Regions from separate parts of the Homo sapiens genome. Here region 2 is linked to region 1. Evidence: read pairs that join two places in POLR2A ChIA-PET (ENCODE). Cell type or tissue: B cell. All regions are shown on one strand.

What was found. Peaks named below come from ENCODE experiments on the same cell type or tissue, not always from the same donor. Only the 100,000 strongest peaks of a DNase experiment are listed, where the experiment ranks them.
Region 2: POLR2A ChIA-PET joins it to region 1 with 7 read pairs; 2 of 35 experiments call an interaction of 5 or more read pairs at or near these places.

Annotation. Positions count from the first base shown.
Region 1 is chr1:222,771,479-222,773,978 of GRCh38, forward strand. It overlaps LOC105372984 (a long non-coding RNA gene), which reads right to left and starts at 1,664. Exons shown (of 4, transcript XR_922641.3): 1 at 1,592-1,664. RefSeq lists enhancers at 1,017-1,116, 1,607-1,656 and a silencer at 1,867-1,916. In B cell, no CTCF peak of the experiment used is centred here; DNase peaks (open chromatin) are centred at 713, 1,373, 1,593 and 2,175; H3K4me3 peaks cover 1,394 bases; H3K27ac peaks cover 2,500 bases.
Region 2 is chr1:222,683,762-222,686,261 of GRCh38, forward strand. The region is part of intron 6 of AIDA (axin interactor, dorsalization associated); the gene reads right to left. Among named protein-coding and RNA genes, the nearest start is that of AIDA, 27 kb to the right of the region's middle. In B cell, no CTCF peak of the experiment used is centred here; no DNase peak of the experiment used is centred here.

The DNA of each region.
Region 1 (2,500 bases):
CTCAGGAGGCTGAGGCAGGAAAATTCCTTGAACCTGGGAGGTTCAAGCTATAGAACAAAGATTGCCCATGGAAGAGTCCCTTTTTGGCAAAAAGTGACAGTTCTCTTGACCAAGATCATGTTGCAGTGAGCCAAGATCATGCCACTGACTCCAGCCTGGGTGACAAGAGTGAAACCCTGTTTCAAAAAAAGAAAAGAAAAGAACAAAAAAAAAGAAAGCCGAGGCAGAGCCTAGAGTCACCCACAGCTGAAGGCTGTCAGTTGGTTGCATTCCCCGTGGCAGCATCTCTCTTAAAAGGATTTAGGAGCAGCACATCTTTTTGGCTGCCATATGGGTATATGGCTAGGAATTGATTATGTCTTTTTGGTTCTCTTACTATTTAAAAAAACTGCATGTATTACATTGTTGAAAAATAATATAATTTTAAACAGCAACCAAGAAAACAAACATTTAAATATTTTTTACAGGAGTGCAGGAGACTGAATGTAAGGCCCTGATACCCTCCTTCTGCTCCACTCCAGCTACCAACCACCTGTCCTGAGTGGATGATCTGAGAGGGCAGCAGGCAAGTACATTTTGGAGGATATGAACAAGGCCTGGGGCTCTGCCACAGCAGGGGCATAGAAAGTCTTGAAAGAACTTTATTCCCCTCTGGATCCTACCAGATGTTGAAGATCTACAGCAAAGCTCTGGGGCAGAGATTAGAGTGTGTGAATTATGGGTTTTCTTAGAGGAAGGGGAGCCACAGCCTGTGTAAGTGTTGTGTGGGGGGCGGGGGGCGGGGGGGGGCGGTGAGCGAGGATCATCTGGTTTCCCTGGCCCCTAGGTGGGGACCATGGAGCGAACTGGAGAAGCAGGCTGGGTCCTTCCTACTCCTGAGGCTGGCAGAGCACACTCTATAGCTGAGGAGACTGGAAGTTAAAGGGTTTCTTCACAAGCAACTGACAACTTGCCAGCTGTATGTGTCTTCTTCTCTCTCTCTCTCTTTTCTTTCTTTCCTTCTTTTTTTTTTTCTTTTTTTAAATTAATTCAGAGTCTCGTTCTGTTGCCCAGGCTGGAGTGCAGTGGTGCAATCTCGGCTCACTGCAGTCTCCGCCTCCTGGGCTGAAGAGATTCTCCTGCCTCAGCCTTCTGAGTAGCTGGGATTACAGGCACACATCACCACACCTGGCTAATTTTTCTATATTAAGACGGGGGTTTCACCATGTTGGCCAGGCTGGTCTCGAACTCCTGACCTCAAGTGATCCACCTGCCTTGGCCTCTTAAAGCGCTGCGATTGCAGGCATGAGCCAGCGCACCCAGCCGTGTATGTGTCTTCTTATTGCTCACTGAATGGCTGCTGCTGAAAGCACACTAAGGAAGTAGATCTGAGTCCCAAGGGTGCATAAAGCCATGTGAAGGCAAAATTATATAACGCTGCACTCAGGAAGACTAACAGCCAGATAGAAACAACAAGCAGAATACACAGAACAGGCAACTTCTAGGAAATAGAACTTGAACAAAAAATTACAGCAAAGGACTTTCTAGAACTAAAAAGAAGAACTCTTATATTCAAAATTTAGTAGATAAATTGAAGGGAAAAGATACTCACTGTTGAAACACTAATTAGTTCCCCAAAAGCTCAAGTTGAAGCAGTATCTCAAAGCCCAGGGCAAAAAATATAGAGAAGGAAATGTGGTACAGAAAACAAAAACAGATGGATTGCCTGAGGCCGGAAGTTTGAGACCAGCCTGGCCACATGGCAAAACCCCGTCTCTACTAAAAATACACAAATTAGTTGAGCGTGGTGGCTCACAGCTGTCATCCCAGCTTCTTGGAAGGCTGTTATGAGAATTGCTTGAACCCAGGAGGCGGAGGTTGCAGTGAGCTGAGATTGTACCACTACACTCCAGCCTGTGCAACAGAACAAGACTCTGTCTCAAAAAAGTAGAAGAAAATAAAATAATAAAAATAAAAGATTGGAATGACAAATCCAAAAGATCTTACATGTGAAAAATAGTAGTGGGAAAGATGGATAAATAGGGGAACATATAGCATTTTTAGGATGGGAAAACTACCCTGTATGATACTATAATGGTAGATACATGTCACTATACACTTGTCTAAACCCAAAGAAAGTACACCAAGAGTGTGTCCTAGAATATGGACTTTGGGTGATAATGATGTGACCATGTAGTCTCATTGATTACAACAAATGCCCCACTCTGTAGGGGTGCACGATGGGGGAGGTTGTGCACCTGTTGGGGCAGGAGGTCTATGGGAAATTTTTGTACCTTACAACTCAGTTTTGCAGTGCACATAAAACCGCTCTAAAAATAAAGTCTATTAATAAAAATAGGAGTACAAAAAAGAGTGGGTAAAGGGATAGATGGGAAAAAGACAACAATTAAACAACAGAGGAAAATTTCCCTGACCTAAAGAAACACTTGAGGCTGCAAATTTCAAGAGTTCAATAAGTATTACATAGAATTTATGATAAAAAAGATGTGTACCTAGACAT
Region 2 (2,500 bases), 88 kb before region 1:
ATTTAAATGAAATCTACCAAGACTATCTTTAGAAAAGTTAACTCCCATTTTGGCTAAGCCAATTATATAACATAAATATGTTTGTCTTAAAAAATTTAAATATTTTGAAAAGGAAGGAAGGAGATTAATATCAAGAAAGGTAAGTAAGCTTGACTACCTTTTTTTTATTTTCATGAAAGGCTGGCTAAAAAGTTTTTAATTTTAAATTTTAAATCAGAAAAAAACTATTCTTGGTCATTCCGTATCTACATACCATACATCATACCCTCACACCTCATTATCTTAACAGTGGTAGTGGTTAGTATATGAGTTGGTCAAAACTCATTAAAGGTACATATTAAAAAGAATGAATTTCTTTTTTTTTTTTGAGACGGAGTCTGGCTGTTGTTAGCCTGGGTTGGAGTACAATGGCACAACCTTAGCTCACGGCACCTCCGCCTCCCAGGTTCCAGCAATTCTCCTGCCTCAGCTTCCCAAGTAGCTGAGATTACAGGTGCCCACCACCACGCCTGGCTAATTTTTGTATTTTTAGTAGAGACGGGGTTTCACCATGTTGGCCAGGCTGGTCTCGAACTCCTGACCTCAGGTGATTCACCTGCCTCGGCCTCCCAAAGTCTTGGAATTACAGGCATGAGCCACTGTGCCCAGCCAAGTGAATTTCACATATGTAAATATCCTAGTAAAACTGATTTTAAATTTTGGGTTCCCTTTGGGTAACAAGAAAGTTTTTCTTGCTCTATAATTAAAAGTTAAGTATCATCTTGCTATTTCAATGACATTTTCAATGAATATAATTTTACAAGTTATTTTTTAATAACACAGGCCCTGAACAATATGATCCCAAACCAAATATAGCTAATTAAACCATACATACTCTTTCTTTTAGGGGGGAAAAAAATTCAGGGACTAGAAAGGTTCAGTAAGGCATCTGTATCTCTGAAATGAAATATCACAATGCTATATCAGAATACAAATTCAGTTTGGGCTTTATCTTACATAGCAAATGGATTTAATTTATGGTAGAAGTTCCTTTTCAACTTAGCAACCTGAACCCCATAAAGACCTTAATCTGCCCACTTCATGATTTACATCATCTGCTTCTTGTTTGCTACAGAAGTACAGTAAGCAGGAAAACAACCAAATCAGATAGAAATTTATAGAACTGGAAGCTATACCAATTACAGTATGTGGTTTGAAACGGCAATAAAAATTATCGAGTCAGTGAAACAGCAAAATATCTCACCATCTTGGCAACCTTGAAATACCCTATAAAAGCAAGAAAAATATAGCTCTATCTTCATAAAGCAAAGTAAATTGGAAATAATGCCCTTGTACCAAAGAAACATTATTAACAATAAGAGCTACCATTGATAGTGCCTGCAATGTTTCCAATAACCCTGCAGTATAGGTACTGTTATCCCCATGTAGAGAGGATGACAAGCGTAACAGCCACCACTAATATTCAGCATATGAAAAATACAATGCTAAATGGTTTATACTTAGTATCTTGTTAATCTTCACAGTAACCTTATGAGTTAGGCACTATCATTATCCCATTTTATAAAGAAACAGAAGTTCAGATTGGTTTAGGACACAGGTGCAAAGTCACTCAACTAGTAATTGGCAGAGCCCAGACTCAAAAGCCCAGTTATCTGTTGGTCCAAGCCTATATTGTTCCTACTCCAAATGACTACTGTTCAAGGAGTATTCAAAATACTGGAATATTAATTATGAAGAAAGCTATCTGAACAGCACACAGATTGTATTTAACTATAATGGAAAGCTTCTAGAATCTCTTCTAAAATGCATCACAATATTATAGCAGATTGCTATACTTCCTAAAGTAAACTAGTTTATTAGAAATAAAAACTGTACTTTATAAGAACAGAACAGAGTAAAGCAGTAATTGGGAGAGGCAAGAAATTTACCCAGGGTGCTTGCCAAGGTTATTTACAGGGAGGGAAGATACTCATGGAGAGCTTCCAGAAATAAAAAAGTTTCCGTATATTCTTTGCTTCCCTAAAACAAGATGGGGAAGAAAGGGCAATTGTTCAATATCCACTCCCATGGGTCCACTTTTAACCACCACAATTTGATTAATTAAAGAAGTACTTATGGCCGGGCGCAATGGCTCATGCCTGTAAACCCAGCACTATGAGAGGCTGAGGCAGGTGGATCACCTGAGGTCAGGAGTTCGAGACCAGCCTGGCCAACATGGCGAAACCCTGTCTCTACTAACAATACAAAAATTAGCCGGGTGTGGTGGCATGCACCTAGAATCCCAGCTACTTGGGAGGCTGAGATGCGAGAATTGCTTGAAACCTGGGAGGCGGAGTTTGCAGTGAGCCGAGATGGTGCCACTGCACTCCAGCTTGGGTGACAGAACGAGACTCTGTCTCAAAACAAAACAAAACAAAACAAAAGAAGTACTTATGACAGTCTACAGAAAAGAATTAACATAGCAGGCCTAAGACTGTTATTCTTAGAAAACCTCCTTGCC